Linked DNA regions of Homo sapiens: region 2 is linked to region 1. A link is a loop called in an ENCODE intact Hi-C map of the cell type or tissue named here. Cell type or tissue: B cell. All regions are shown on one strand. Links, peaks and the distances in the headings refer to the core of each region. The heading gives the core; the rest is flanking DNA.

Evidence for each region. A loop is a pair of places that touch in the nucleus more often than their neighbours do. Peaks named below come from ENCODE experiments on the same cell type or tissue, not always from the same donor. Only the 100,000 strongest peaks of a DNase experiment are listed, where the experiment ranks them.
Region 2: a loop joins it to region 1, with 2.5 times the contacts of the local background. A loop is called at or near these places in 2 of 110 quality-filtered maps.

Annotation. Positions count from the first base shown.
Region 1 is chr2:39,488,669-39,497,008 of GRCh38, forward strand. All of the region lies in intron 3 of MAP4K3-DT (MAP4K3 divergent transcript), which reads left to right. Among named protein-coding and RNA genes, the nearest start is that of MAP4K3-DT, 55 kb to the left of the region's middle. In B cell, for the core only: no CTCF peak of the experiment used is centred there; DNase peaks (open chromatin) are centred at 3,603, 4,193 and 6,273; H3K4me3 peaks cover 1,446 bases; H3K27ac peaks cover 1,435 bases; H3K27me3 peaks cover 1,826 bases.
Region 2 is chr2:39,262,801-39,271,140 of GRCh38, forward strand. It overlaps MAP4K3 (mitogen-activated protein kinase kinase kinase kinase 3), which reads right to left. Exons shown (of 34, transcript NM_003618.4): 27 at 4,389-4,447; 28 at 2,403-2,506. Among named protein-coding and RNA genes, the nearest start is that of CDKL4, 23 kb to the left of the region's middle. In B cell, for the core only: no CTCF peak of the experiment used is centred there; DNase peaks (open chromatin) are centred at 2,181 and 3,491; H3K4me3 peaks cover 1,133 bases; H3K27ac peaks cover 2,570 bases.

The sequences.
Region 1 (8,340 bases), core at 268-8,267:
AATCTTCCTGCCTCAGCCCTGCAAGTAGCTGGGCCTACGGGCACACGCCGCCATGCCTAGCTAATTTTTGTATTTTTTGTAGAAACAGGGTTTCACATGTTGCCCAGACTAGTCATGACCTCCTTAGCTCAAGTGAGCCACCTGTCTCAGCCTCCCAAAGTGCTGGGATTTCAGGTGTGAGCCACCATGGTTGGCCCCTAATACACATCTTTTTTTTTTTTTTCTTTTTTTTTTGAGATGGATTCTCACTCTGTCTCTCAGGCTGGAGTGCAGTGGCACGATCTTGGCTCACTGCAGCCTCTGCCTCCCAGGTTGAAGCGATTCTCCTGCCTCAGCCTCCCGAGTAGCTGGATTACAGGCGCTTGCCACCACGCTCTGCTAATTTTTGTATTTTTAGTAAAGATGGGTTTTGCCATGTTGGCCAGGCTGGTCTTGAACTTCTGGTCTCAAGTGATCCGCCCTCCTCAGCCTCCCAAAGTGCTGGGATTACAGGTGTGAGCCACTGCGTCAGGCCAATACACATCTTCTAGTTTATTTAAAGTGCTAGATAGTATTTCATTGTATAAAAAGACCACAGTTTATTCATTCTTTTGTTGATAGATCTTTAAATTGTTTCCATTATTTTTCCCTTACAAACAATGCATGATAAATGTTTTTGTATGTGTCTCCTTGTGAGAGTTATATATCTAGGTGTGACATCACTGGGTTCTATCACAAGTCTTTGGAAGTAATTTTTATGTGGATAGTGCAACAATATGACTAGTTACTTAAAAGAAAAAAATTAAGTCAAGATAAGTGGCGGAAGACACAGAAATTCAGAAATAGGATGTAAAATAGTAATGGAATAGTAGGTAAATTAGATACATAATCCTATGCCTTTTTTTTTCTTTTTGAGACGGAGTCTCGCACTGTCGCCAAGGCTGGAGTGCAGTGGCGCCATCTCGGCTCACTGCAAGCTCTGCCTCCGGGGTTCACACCATTCTCCTGCCTCAGCCTCCCGAATAGCTGGGACTGTAGGCGCCCGCCACATGCCCGGCTAATTTTTTGTATTTTTACTAGAGGCAGGGTTTCACGGTGTTAGCCAGGATGGTTTCAATGTCCTGACCTTGTCATCCGTCCGCCTCAGCCTCGCAAAATGCTGGTATTACAGGCATGAGCCACTCCGCCTGGCGACAATCCTATGCTTTTTTAAAAAGGTAGTTCATCTTTTGGCTGGGCATGGTGGCTCATGTCTGTAATCCCAGCACTTTGGGAGGCTGAGGCAGGAGGATCACTTGAGGTCAAGAGTTTGAGACCAGCCTGACCAACATGGTGAAACCCTGTCTCTACTAAAGGTACAAAAATTAGCTGGGTGTGGTGGTGCACACCTGTAATCCCAGCCACTTGGGAGACTGAGGCAGGAGAATCACGTGAACATGGGAGGCGGAGGTTGCGGTGAGCTGAGATCACGCCATTGTACGCCAGCTTGGGCAACAGAGCAAGACTCCAGCTCAAAAAAAAAAAAAAAAGGGAAACATTAATGAAAAGGTAATTCATCTTTTGAAAAAAAAAGTAGAGTGAACATACTGAACATCACAGATTTTCATCTACATTTAAGATGCTAGCTTTAGGCTGGGCGAGGTGGCTCATGCCTGTAATCCCAGCACTTTGGGAGGCCAAGGTGGGTGGATCACCTGAGATCAGGAATTCGAGACCAGCTTGACCAATATGGTAAAACCCTATCTCTACTAAAAATACAAAAATTAGCTGGCATGGTGGCGTGCACCTGTAGTCCCAGCTACTTAGGAGGCTGAGACAGGAGAATTGTTTGAACCTGGGAGGCGGAGGTTGCAGTGAGCTGAGATTGGGTCACTGCACTCCAGCCTGGGCAAGAGAGTGAAACGCTGCCTCACAAAAAAAAAAAAAAAAAAAAAAAAAGATGCTACCTTTAGTGTCACTGCTTCTGTGAAGCCTTCCAAAAATTGCCTTTTTTTCAATTACTTTCTCCTTTTGACCTCCATTCTCTCTACCTCTGTTATATGATATTGTGCATTATATTTGCTGTGGTTTGTTTATATCTCTCTCAGCAGGCTGAATGTGTTTTGAAGGTGGAGTTCATGTCTTATTCGTATCCCCAGGGTGTGGTGTGCAGTTGGTGGTTAAGTCTGAGGAATGAATGAATGGCCCAAATCACCGAAGATCTTTCAGAGGTGGCAGTGGGGTTTCTTTTTTTCTTTTCGAGATGGAGTCTTACTCTGTCATCCAGGCTGGAGTGCAGTGGCACAATCTCAGCTCACCGCAACCTCTGCCACCCAGGTTCAAGTGATTCTCCTGCCTCAGCCTCCCGAGTAGCTGGGATTGCAGGCACGCACCACCACGTCTGGCTAATTTTTTTATTTTTGGTAGAGATGGGGTTTCACCATGTTGGCCAGGCTAGTCTTGAACTCCTGACCTCAAGTGAACTACCTGCCTCAGCCTCCCAAAGTGCTGGGATTACAGGCGTGAGCCACTGTGCCCACTGGCAGTGGGTTTCTGATGATAGGATAGTTTCATGAAAGTTAGCTTAAAGTACAAAAAACTTTTTTTTTTTCTTTTTTTGAGACAGTCTCATGCTCTGTCCTCCAGGCTGGAGTTCAGTGATCTTGGCTTACTGCAACCTCTGCCTCCTGGGTTCACGCCATTCTCCTGCCTCAGCCTCCTGAGTGGCTGGGACTACAGGTGTGCACCACCACGCCTGGCTAATTTTTTGTATTTTTAGTAGAGACAGGGTTTCACCATGTTAGCCAGGATGGCCTCGATCTCCTGACCTCGTGATCTGCCCGCCTCGGCCTCCCAAAGTGCTGGGATTACAGGCATGAGCCACCGTGCCCAGTGAAAAAGCTTTGATCCTTTGTCTTCAATTGCACCTATGAAAAGGAAGTTTCGTATAAAAGCTGATATAAATGGCTAATAAAGCAGAGAAATAGCTTAAAATTTGACTGTAGACATTTGCTATGTATGATTAATATGTATCAGTTTACAGTTAATTTTAGGAAAACTTAAATTTTATAAATTGCCAAGAAATCACCCATGAAAAACTAATTTTCACTTAGCGGTTTAATTTTTTAACATTAGGATTTTTAAGTTTCGCTAGTCTTATCATCTGGGACACTGGAATTTTGTCTTGTTGGAATTGCTGATTAAACAAAATAATTCTTCAAAAGTGCTTAGCACAATGTTAGGTAAATAGTAAGCACTAAGTAAACATTGGCTTTATTATTATTAGGTGGTCCTATACTATGATTCCTCCTATTTATATCACGTGTGTCTTGCTGCATATTTAAGGACGCTCCCATCTATATGTTTGGACTAGTGCAATAGTAAAGCTGCCAGCTCAGGTGAAGAAAACCATTTAAAAATTTAAAGTTAAGCACATGATGGAAAATTCTTGAATATGTGGTGAGTTAGGTATAAAAAATATAGGGGGATTGTATTGTTGAATACAAAAAAGCCATTAGACTATTTTAAGAATGCTCTCTTCTGTCATTAGGGCTTGGTTATGAATAGTATATCACATGCATGAAAGGAGGTGGTGGCTAGTTTCATTTCCCTAAAACATGTTTCAATGGTAAATTAGAGGCAGCTGTGGTTTACTGACGCATAAACCCAGTGAGGTCTATGATAACTAGTATATATTTACAGTTTGACTCATGGTGCCTGTCAGGCTTTAATCATAGGGGAAGAAGTGATAGTACTTAGACTTCACTGTTTAATCTTCCGTTCATTTGTTTTCCAAGTTTGTTTCAGTCTGTGGGCAGGTTCCCTTTTGATTGCAACATGCAGTCCCTATTTCTGCAGTTTATCTTCATTTGCCATTTTGAGAGGGCTATGAAAGTCCTATGATAAGCTCCTTGTTCTCCAAATCCATGCATATAAGTCTCATCGAGTTGGATGCATTCTAAAGACATTTTGAAATCACATCAACACTTTCAGATCAGCAAGTTATTTCTTAATAAATTACTGTCTTAATGTTAGATGCTATTTTAAAAACACGAAAGAGAGCAGTTTCCAAATATGTGTTACTACTTCCAGGGAATTGTAAACTGGAGTGTTTAATTAAAAGAAGGCCCTAAATTTTTATTATGCTGTCACTGGATATTTGAATAACTAGCTGTAAATGAGTTCTAGTTGTACAAAAGTGATTTTCTAAATCCAGTTGTCCCTATTTCAAAATATAGTTCTAGTTCCTGGGTGAAACTGAAAATGAAATGGCCATGTCTTTATAACTAAAACAAATTAGAGGGTTGCAGCAATAAAATGAACCCACAGAGGGGAAAAAAACCCTTTGAATCAGGTTTTTATTTTCTTCTCCTGAACTGATTGGGTAATTTACTCAACTAATTTTGTCTAGTCATTAGGAAGTTAATACTCCATTCTATAATTTCCTTCCACTCAAGTGAGCAATACTGGTGCATATAATTTGGATTAAGAACATTCCTCTACTCTTACAAATATTTGGATATATGCCTTGAATATGCTTCCTCATTTAGGCCACAGAAATTTATTCAAAGACAAATCAATCAAAGATAATAACATTAACTACTATTTATTAAGCATCTCCTTCATGACAAGACTTTTTCCCATATTGAGATATAATTGACAATTGAAAATTGTACATATTTAAAGTGTACAACATGATGATTTGATATGCATATATATCCATGCATATATATCCATATCCATATCCATGCATATATATGGATATATATGCATATATATGCATATCAAATCATGTCGTACACTTTAAATATGTACATATTTCAATTATGCATATATATGCATATATCCATATCAAATCATATATATATAATATGCATATATATCATATACATATCCATCACCTCACATAGTTACCATTTTCTTTTGTTCTCTCTCTCTTTCTTCCTTCCTTTCTTTCCCTTCTTTTTTATTTTTTGGTGGTGAGAACACTTAAGATCCACCCTCTTAGCAAATTTCAAGTATATAATATAGTGTTGCTAATTGTAGTCACATCGTTGTAGAATACATCTCCAGAATTCATTCATTTGGATAACTGAAACTCTGTAACCCTTTTCCAATATCTCCCCATTCCTCTATCCCTCCAGCTCATGGCAACCAACATTCCACTCTCTGCTGTTCTAAGTTTGACTACTTTAGTTTTTACATATAAGTGAAATCAACACAGTATTTGTTTTTCTGTGTCTCGCTTAGTTTACTTAGCTTAATGTTCTTCAGGTTCATTCATGTTGTAAATGACAGGATTTCCTTTTGTTTTGAAGGCTGCATAATATTCTGTTGTATATGTATACCATATTTTCTTCATCCATTCATCTGTTGATGGACATTTAGGTTGTTTTCATATCTTGGCTATCATGAATAATGCTGCAATGAACGTAAGAGTAGAGATATCTCTTAGAAATCCTGATTTTCCTTTTTTTTTTCAGACAGTCTTGTCACCCAGGCTGAAGTGCAGTGGCATGATCTCGGCTCACTGCAACCTCCGCTTCTTGGGTTCAAGTGATTCTCCTGCCTCAACCTCTGGAGTAACTGGGATTATAGGCATATGTCACCATGCCCGGCTAATTTTCTTATTTTTAATAGAGATGGGGTTTCATCATGTTGGCCAGGCTGGTCTGGAACTCCTGACCTCAGGTGATCTGCCCGCCTCGGCCTCCCACAGTGCTGGGATTACAGGTGTGAGCCACCGTGCCTGGCCTATTTGATCATCTTTTACAGCTTAGGGAATTAAGGTTTAGATGTGGCACAGGACAGAAACATACTTTGAAGATAGGTCTGTTTGACTTCAAAACCTGTGCTCTTTGCCAGGTGCAGTGGCTCACGCCTGTAATCACAGCACTTTGCAAGGCCAAGGCAGGAGGATCACTTGAGGTCAGGAGTTTGAGACCAGCCTGGCCAATATGGCAAAACCCTGTTTCTATTAAAAATGCAAATATTAGCCAGTCATGGTGGTGTGCTCCTGTAATCCCAGCTACTTGGGAGGCTGAGGCACGAGAATCACCTGAATCCCGGAGGTGGAGGTTGCAGTGAGCTGAGATCGTGCCACTGCACTCCAGCCTGGGTGACAGAGTGATAGTCTATCTCAAAAAAAAAAAAAAAAACAAAAAACAAAAAACCCCCACAAAACCCACAAAACCAAACCAAAAAACCTGTGCTCCTTACTGTGCTCTCCTGCCTCTCAGTGCGAGATAAACAGAGTGGGCAAAATAGCCTATGATGTCATCATCCGCAAGGCCTGTTGCTACTGTGTGATGCCTGCTCCCTAGATGACCTCCTGGGGGGGTGAAGCGAGAGGAAATCTGGCACCAAGCTGGTTGAGGGGCAGAGCGAGAATGTCTGGGCTTCCCCCACCCAGCTTGGAATGTGAGTGATGCAAATCATCTCATCGAAGGCTCAACTGCAGCCAGGAGACTCCTCCAGTGATGATGAGAGTGTACAAATGAAGTGCAGGAGCGGGGGAGCCTTCACACACCTCCAGCCCTTCCTGCTTCTTGAAATACTCATATCCTCTGGCAGAGACTAGCTACAGAAATCCATGTCCACTTACTCACAGCCTGAAAGAAACCCACACAGTGGACCAGGAAGGTTGTTGCATGGTAATTAGAGCTACTATTGAATTTCTATTGTGCATCTTCTCAATTAGGCACAATTACCACATATAAGAAATGAGGAAATTAAGACTCAGAGGAATTAGGTGAATTGCCCAAGGTTATTACATAGCTTATACCTGGCCAACCAGGGTTTAAACATTGTTCTATATCCTAATCCAAGACCCATGTTCCTCTCACTACTCAGGTTTATTTCTTTCGCACAGGGATATTACAAAGTCATTATATTTCCTGATTATATTTTTGCTGCTGCTGTATGACCATCTCGTTTCTTGTCACTGACTTTATCCAAAAGCAAGAACATGGTATGGAATTTTGGGGGAAGCAGTTGAAATGAAGTGTTGGAATTTCAGAGCTTGCATTACTGGATTATGTGTGGATTGTTGTTTGTACTGCCTCTTTCTTCCTCCTGCTACCTCATATAGGTGCTTGATATCTGATTATTACAGTCTTTTTAGGGGTTCTTGAACATACTCACTTGTAGAAAAGTGCTGGTTAAAATCATAACAGGCAGACATTTGGGTTCTTATAGCCTTGCAATAAATGGAAGGAAGTAACTTTTGGGCTTATGAAAATGTATACTGCAAGGTTTTTCTTTCTTTCTTTCTTTCTTTCTTTCTTTCTTTCTTTCTTTCTTTCTTTCTTTCTTTTTCTTCCTTCCTTCCTTCTTCCTTCCTTCCTTTCTTCCTTTCTTCCTTCCTTCCTTCCTTTCTTCCTTTCTTCCCTTCTTTCTTTCTTTCTTGAGACAGGGTCTCGCTCCATCACCCAGGCTGGAGTGCTCACTGCAAGGATCCTCCTGCCTCAGCCTCCCAAGTAGCTAGGACTACAGGCATAGCCACCATGCCTGGCTAACTTTTCTTATTTTTTGTTTTATGTAGAGACAGTATCTTGCTGTGTTGCCTAGGCTGGTCTCAAACTCCTGGCTTCAAGGGATGCCCCCACCTTGGTCTTCCAAAATTCTGAGATTATAGGCACGACCCACCATGCCCAGTGGTTTTCTTAAAGTTCTCTGCAAGGTGTAGATAGTTTCATGAGTAAGATGATTAGTCAGTACAGTAGCAACATTAGGTAATTGGTTTTGCCATTTCGAGCTTGTAGCAAATTATCCATTCTTATATGACAAAGCCTATGGGACAACTGGAGGACTTGAACTGTTTCTCTTCAGTGCCCGTAAAGAAGGGACTGAAGCTTCATAAATCTAGTCCTTCACTCTCCTAGCTCTGATCCTGTCCTTTCTGTAAGTAATGATCATATTGCCTTCAGTAGGTGTTTGTCAAGTCTGTATTTTGTTTTAGAGACAGGAGCTCGCTTTGCTGCCCAGGCTGGACTCGAACTCCTGGGCTCACTTTATCCTCCTGCCTCAGCCTCTCTGAGTAGCTGGGACTACAAGCACTGCCATGGAGACCAATTTGTCAAGCATTTTAATACCATCTCATCACTGTAATGATCAACACATGTGATCTAAAAATCTTTTACATGGCAGTGGAAAGGGCTTGAGCCATCTCCGTATTAAAACCCAGGTGGTATCCTCATCCTTTAATCTTGAAATGTTGAAAGAGTTGATTAGCTGTCCTTGCTAGCTATCTCTAGGAAGGATAGCTAATAACTGTTTTGCTTTTGCTTTTGTGTGTGTGTGTGTATATATATTTATATGTATATATGTGTGTATATATATACAAAAGCAAAAGCAAGACAGTATTTGAAATTTGAAGACATT
Region 2 (8,340 bases), core at 114-8,113, 230 kb before region 1:
TTTATAATGAAAATGCAGTCCAGGCTGGGTGCGGTGGCTCAAACCTGTAATCCCAGCACTTTGGGAGTATGACGCGGGTGGATCACCTGAGGTCAGGAGTTCGAGACCAGCCTAGCCAAGATGGTGAAACCCCATCTCTACTAAAAATACAAAAATTAGCTGGGTGTCTGTAATCCCAGCTACTCGGGAGGCTGAGGCAGAGAACTGCTTGATCCTGGGAGGCTGAGGGTGCAGTGAGCTGAGATCATGCCACTGCACTCCAGCCTGGCCAACAGAACCAGACTCCATCTCAAAAAAAAATAAAAGCAGTCTAATGATGCAAAAACTGTCAGAAATGTCATTAGGAGGAAACAAGAATATAGAAAGCGTAACAATGTTTTTGAATACATCTGATTAAGGGTTATAGTATAGAAACATCATAAATACTGATAGAAATAATGTTAAATATGGAGACAAAATATACATATAGAAGTTTTTTTTTTTTTTTTTTGAGACGGAGTCTCGCTCTGTGGCCCAGGCGGGAGTGCAGTGGCGCAATCTCGGCTCACTGCAAGCTCCGCCTCCCGGGTTCAGGCCATTCTCCTGCCTCAGCCTCCCGAGTAGCTGGGACTACAGGCGCCCACCATCACGCCCGGCTATTTTTTTTTTTTTTGTATTTTTAGTAGAGACGGGGTTTCACCGTGTTAGCCAGGATGGTCTCGATCTCCTGACCTCGTGATCCGCCCGCCTCGGCCTCCCAAAGTGCTGGGATTACAAGCGTGAGCCACCGCGCCCGGCCCATATAGAAGTCTTGACGCAGAGAGACACGGAAAGGAAAGCTAGGTTAAGATTAAGGAAGGCAGGCAAACATTATAGCTCAGAGAGTTTAAGAAAAGGGAGAAGAGTGATTAAAATCTTGAGGGAGACCTGCAAGTAGTATTGTACTACAGGTTCACTATCTCAGAATGCTGGTAAGAGGCCTCATTAGAGCCAGGCCAAGCACCCTGGTACCATCTACCCGGAAAAGAGAAGCCATGGATGGGTAATTTTTAAGCGTCCTATGTCTTCAAAGTATATATTCCCTCCTGCATGCTCTTGACATGGACAATTCCTCTAACAGAGAAAAGCATCTTTCATTATATATTAGCATAAATGGTTTACCATATTAGATAACACATAAAATTCATTCATACCAGGTTAATCAGTATATCAGTATACAAGAATAACTGATATGATGAAACATTTTCATTTTGATAGAGGTTAGGAATGAAAATAATAGGAGGGACATATTTAAAATAGCCTGAAGAAAGAAAGGAAAAAGATAGGAAAGGAAGAGGTTGATGAAAAATCAAACTGTGTAGACTTTACCATTCCATCTTGGATAGAGCATTCTTTTGTCAAATAAACAAGAATAAAGAGGAGCTGAGAACAAAACAATGTTTGCCATAAATGGGCTGTATTCAGTAGTTCTGCTTTAGACAACTTATAAGGCTATTTTCCCCTGAGCTTTCAGTTTAAATAATTTTTGTTTCAGTGCATTTACCTGTGAAATTAATACTTCAATAGGTTTCAAATTCTTGAAACTATATTTTCATCTGTTTAGCCCTAGTGAATCTCGAGGGTAAAACTGATATGAAAACGAAAACTAGATTTCTTAGTCACTTACAGGATTTTAAACAACAGGGAGTCAATACTTTAAACATCTTAATACTATAAAATTTAGGAAGAACCCCACTCCAGCTATATTCCGACTCTAATTTCTACTGAGATCAAATGCACATGAAATAAGACCACTCAGTCCATATATAATAGCATGGAAAATGACTTTTAAAATTCATTTGGTATTTCCTTGATGTAATTAACTGAGCCTGTACTTCACACATTTTAAAAGTTAGTTTTTCCTTAAATGTAAGTTACAGATGAGTAACAGTAAATATTTTAAAAATTATTCATTAATTAAATGATTCTATAAAAAAAATCTGTGGAAAGGCCTAGGTAAATTAATGGGTGGGTATATAACTAAAAACAACTTGTTTCCCTGTCATTATGGTTACCCCTAGTTCTCCTAGGCCAAACTGCAACCTGTATGTTGTTTTCAGCTGTGATGGAGGTCAACCAGAGAGTGTATTCAAAATATTTCACTGATCTTTTAGTACTTCCTGTTTCTGCCATCAGGCTCTGTATGTGAGACACTATTTCCAGCTCCCCACCGCCATACCCTTGCATTATTTCTCTAGTCTCTTATAAAACTTTTACTAGGCCAATTAAGTTGCTTACAACTGGGCAGATTTTTACAACCCTGCCACATTATCTAAAATCACTAAATTAACTTGAAAATTAACTGAAAAAAATGTTTCTTTAAAGAACAGTAAGGTTGACAAGCTTTTATAGTAAGAATAAGATAGTCTGACTTTTATGCTTACCTTAATTAACATAAATTTCTGCATTGGTTCAACCCATTCTAATAGAACAATGCTAGTCTGAAGTGCTCCACATAGGTATTTATGGCCCGTGTAAGGATTTCTTACTGTCAAAGCAAAAATATAAATGAGTTCTCTTATAAAACAAAGTCATTATGACAATAATTGCATGCTCAAAAAAACAAACAAAACTAAACAAACTAAACATAAAACAAAATCAAAAGCTGGTTGCCAGTTCAGTTTCTTAATTAGAGGGCTGGGTGAAAAAAATACTGTTTCAGGTAATAGCAGGAAATGCCCTCTTAACTTGCAGGATTTTTATTTGTATGCACAAATGAAACTGCTGGTTATAATGAGGCTGTGGGGTAAGAGGAAGGACTTTTCGTCTTATGATGGTAGGAAAATTACCTGAGGTGGCAACATTCTGATAAAAGGGTCAAAGTAAATTTGGGAAGAAGTTGTCAGACTCCTAAGATACAACACATTCGGGTGGTTCACAAGGTGCTTTTGGTGGTAATGTTCAGAGGCAATAATGTTTTGTTTCTGAAAATAAAACACTTGTCTATCTTCCCCCTTTTGATTCAATTCTTATGGTCACTAGAAAACATCACAGATATTAATCGAACCTTAAAATACTGGTTTACAAATAATAAAATTGAATTACCTCAGATTTTGAAATTTTCTTCTGGTTATAAACCAGAAGAAGTAAAGTAAATATATGTGAAGTAAATATATTTGGAATAAAGATAAAAAAACTGAACTGTGAAAAGGGGAACAGCAGTAAAGTTCACACACTTCAAATAGATTTGAAATATTTAAATGGCAGAGGAGGAGAACAGCAAAACTGTCCCGCCAAAGAAAACAGAGAAGTCTATATAGGAAATTCTTTCCTATAATTAACTTTTCCTAAAAACCTGCCCCTTTGTCCTCAGGTAGAGTCAAGTAAATTTGCTGCAGTTCTAACAGAGACTCAACCACCATGTCTAAACCCAACCTTGTCATCCTCTTTTGCTCTAAACCAGCTGTTCTCGCTTCCTGTTAACACTTGCCCTTCTGCCAGTCTTTTGGGTTTGAGGCCTCAGTCATCTCTGACATCTTTTCCCTTCACACCCAGATACTCCTTCCCTGCTATTTGCACTGCTACTGCTCTAGCACAAGACTTCCTTCCTTACTTGTTGCACAGTAATAAGTACATGCTCACACAAGGCCAATGGCTCACACTCATCTGCCACTCTCCTTTCTATCATCTGTATCCAGCTAAGCGAATAGTCAGCATTTATTATGTAACCTTTATGATTTTTTTTTTGCCTCCACATGTTATGTCATTTCTTCTGTTTGAAATGACTCTCCATCTATTCAGTTCAAATCTGAATCTGCCTTATTTTGAGGCCTGGCCCAAATGCCACCTTCTTCAGTGAGCCTATGTTTAGAGTCCTTTCCACACTATACTTGTGGTATAATGACTCATGTGTTTATCGTCCCTTTTATAATAATAGTAACTTAAGGGAAAGAAATCATTTTTTGCTCTGGCTACATGCAAATAGAACAACTAATTGTTATTGGGGTGGGGGAGGAATTTAGGTGAGAGGAAGGTGAACATAAAAATACATGCTGAAGGAATAAATGCCATCTCACAAGCCATTGCTAAGCAGAATGGTGAATGGTACGTAACAGGACCCTTGGAAAACAGGGTGTGATAAAATGTGGTAAAAAAAAAAAAGTCATACAACTTTCTCCATTTACCTAGGCAATAAATTATTTGTTTAGCAAATAATTTATTTGCTAATAAACATTTATTTGCAAATAAATTATTTGCAAGGTACTATGTATTAGGCTTAGTCTACACAGAGATGAAACAGCCAAGAAATTTGTTCTACTTAAGCAGGAAAAATAAAGTATTGCTGGCAGAATGCCCTGGGGTAGTACTGTTTTATGCCAGATTTTAGGAGGAGTCTCAGAGAGCTATATGCTATTGGACAGTTTACTTACCAACACAACACTTCTGGCACCATTTGGTTTCAGGGATTTTTGCTGATACAGAAAATTTCCTAAATGTAAATAAAAGTGAGTACGTAATATATGTAGGCAAACTTAGTATATGAAAAAGCTACTGTTATAGATCAGTGCACAAAGGATGAGTTCAAAACTGGTGCTGACATACTAGCTCATCTATTAAAATTAGAATAAAAAGGCCGGGTGCCATGGCACGTTGCCTGTAATCCCAGCACTTTGGGAGGCCGAGGTGGGCGGATCACAAGGTCAAGACTTCGAGACCAGCCTGGCCAACATAATAAAACCCCGTCTCTACTAAAAATACAAAAAAATTAGCCAGGCATGGTGGTGTATGCCTGTAATCCCAGCTACTCAGGAGGCTGAGGCAGGAGAATCGCTTGAACCCAGGAGGTGGAGGATGTGGTGAGCCGAGAGCACACCATTGCACTCCAGCCTGGGCAACAACAGAAGAGCAAAACTCGGTCTCCAAAAAAAAAAAAAAAAAAATTAAATAAATTGGATCCCCTTCTCATGGCCCCCAATCAGTTCCAAATGGGTTAAGGGTTTAAATATGAAAACAAACTATAGAAGTCTATAGAAATATATGACCTTGGGATTTAAGAAATACAAAAACAACAAATCATACAGGAAAATGCTGTTACATTTTAATTGGCTTTTTTGCCCCCACTGATTCAACCTTAGCACCTCAAACTACAGGTGGCAGTCAATTACTGAATTAGTAACTTTGGTTTACCAAAAGATATCATTGAGAAAATGAAAAGCCAAAAACTGGAGAGAGCTATTTTTAGTACATGTAATACATTTACATGTACTGTAAAAAGCTGTCTTATTATAAAAATTTGTGAAGAATTTCTTTTTTAGAAATCTTTGTTTCTCTACTCAGGAAAAGTGGGATACAGATGTTCTGCAAAGGTGCTATAGGTGTTTTGCAAACATCTGACTCGAATTTAATAGATAAAAATCAATTCTGAATTTTTTTAAAAACTACAATTTAAAAACTACACATACACTCAAATGTCTTTTAAAATGTAATATAATAAAGGTTGTTGGTGCATCAAATTGTAAAAACCTCAAATTAAACCCATTTCTGTACATACTTTTTATTATTAAATTTTATTTTATTTTTTGGACAAGGTCTCGCTCTGTCGCCCAGGCTGGAGTGCAAGGGTGTGATCTTGGCTCACTGCAACCTCCGCCTCCCAGGTTCAAGCAATCCTCCTGTCTCAGAATGCCAAATAGCTGGGACTACAGGTGCCTGCCATCATGCTCAGCTAATTTTTGTATTTTTAGTAGAGACGGGGTTGTGCCACTTTGCCCAAGCTGGTCTCGGACTCCTGAGCTCAGGTGATCCGTCCGCCTCGGACTCCCAAAGTGCTGGGATTACAGGTGTGAGCCACTGTGCCCGGCTAAAGATTTTTTCTATTTTTTTTTTTTTTTTTTTTTTTGAGACGGAGTCTCGCTCTGTCGCCCAGGCTGGAGTGCAGTGGCTTGACCTCAGTTCACTGCAACCTCTGCCTCCCAGGTTCAAGTGATTCTCCTGCCTCAGCTTCTCAAATAGCTGTGATTACAGGCATCAGCCACCACACCCAACTAATTTTTGTACTTTTAGTAGAGACGGGGTTTCGACATGTTGGCCAGGTTGGTCTCGAACTCCTGACCTCAATTGATCCACCGTGCCTGACTTCTACAAACATCTAAACTCTTTTTTTTAAAAAAATAATTTTTAGAAGAAAGAGACAGATTTCACCATGTTGCCCAGGCTGGTCTCAAATTCCTGAGGCTCAAGTAATCTGCCAAAAGTGCAGCCTCCTTAAGTGCTGGGATTACAGGCATGAGCCACTTAAACTTAAATGTGTAAATTTGCCAAAGATTAGATAGATGCCAGTGCTCTGTACAAGTCTTTTTTTTTTTTTAGAGTTGTACAATTTTATATAAAATTGTACAGCACATGTGTGATGTTCAGTGCAATTCCAAACAAGCTCAGAACAATTTTCCTGATGGATGTTCTTGTAACCACACAATTGGCAACTGAATGATAAGCATAAATATAATATTAAAAAATATAATATCGTAGTACTGTAATTTTAACCCTTAATACATTTTATATATTGACCTATTTATGAAAAGCTATAATTTTAGCTTCATTTACTGAGTCCTTACTATGTGCCATGCATTTTAGACATCTGTGTCATTCAGTCCCTCCAATAAAGAGGTAGGTTACAGCATAGAAATCTGAAGCTTAGATTTTTGCTCAGGTCTTTTTTTTTTTTTTTTTTTTTGGAGACAGGGTCTCACTCTGTTGCCCAGGATGGAGTGCAGTGGCTCAATCTTGGGTCACCGCAACCTCTGCCTCTTGGGTTCAGGCAATTCTCCTGCCTCAGCCTCCCAGGTAGCTGGAACTACAGGCTGTATCAATTTAAATGAACATTATTCAGAGTGTGCAAGGTAAGCTGTCAAAAACTGTTACCTCTTTTTAAGTACTTGTCTTTGTGAATCAAAACGTTTTTCACACTGTGACAGCTAAACAATGACACAGAATTTATTCAGATGTTGAAACACTGAACGACTACAATGGCAATCTAGAATATTCTGATTACGATTTTCTGGTTAAAACACCTCATTGTACCCTTGACTAACTTTACATTAGGAAAAGTTTTACATTATAACTTACAATTATAAAAATGCCCCTTTCATATACATTGGAGTTTAATGCAGCTTAAAATAAAACAAAACAAAAACTCCCCACACTCTTAACGAATCTGCTTTGAACCAAAGCGCTTTTTAGAGTTAAAAAAAATCTGAACCAAGCTCCTGACAGATTTCGGCTGGCAGAAAGTTTAATGTTCCTGTCCACACTTGTGAACTTGTGTCCTAGCTCCCAAAGCTAACTTAGGGGTTAAAACACTGAACTAGTCAAAACCCAGGAGGATTAACTGCCAAGTTCTGAAAGACCATAGGGATGACTACTACACAAACAGAAATCAACTATTAAGTATGGCTGTGAATTAAGGATTTCAAAAACTTTTCAAAATAAGAGTTGTGGGCAGTACACTGAAATGTTTCAAAAATTTAGTTAATGTTCTATAGTGATCTATAGACTTGCCTTAATTTTAGTCATGATTTTATGAAACACAATACAACTTATTTTACCAGCACCCAATTAACTGGAATTCTAAATTAACTGTCTGAATGTATTTAACATAGGATATTTTAGAGTACACTACAAGGCAGAGTTCAATTTATCATGCCCAATAATGATGACAAAAGGTCTATTTCTTGAGAGCTTACTAGGTGCTGTGGTAGGTACTTTACATACACGATTTATCATTTTCAAAACAACTCTGCCAGATGAGTATATAGGTTCCAGTTACAGCTGAATATACGTGGAGAGGCTGTATAATTTACCCAAGGTCCCATACCTAGTAAGTAAATGATACAACTGTACTTGAATTCCAAAGCTTATGCTTTACTAAAAATGGATTACAATATGGTACAATGAGTACCTATCTTCAGAATGAGAACCATGAGGCTCTTTATCATCAGATTAAGAATAAGACACTCAGTAGAGGTTTAAGTTGTGCTCACTGTATGGCAGAAGAAATGGTATGAATGCACATATATAAAATATTATGATGCTAAAAGGGTTTTTAGGTTTCCTGCCAATAAGTGAGAGAATTAAAAGATTTTACAGTAATTACTAGATAATGAAACTGAAGAAAGTGGGAAGGACATATTTGTGGCTGTTACTATTAAAAAAACTAAAGATTGACTATAATAAAATTCCTGAAATAATAACCTGGAGGTGAAATACCCTTAGAGCTGAACACATGGGGAAAGGTTGTATAATTTATCCAAGGTCCCATATCTAGTAAGTCAATGATCCAGGATTTAAATTCAACTTTACTTGAATTCCAAAGCTTATGCTTTA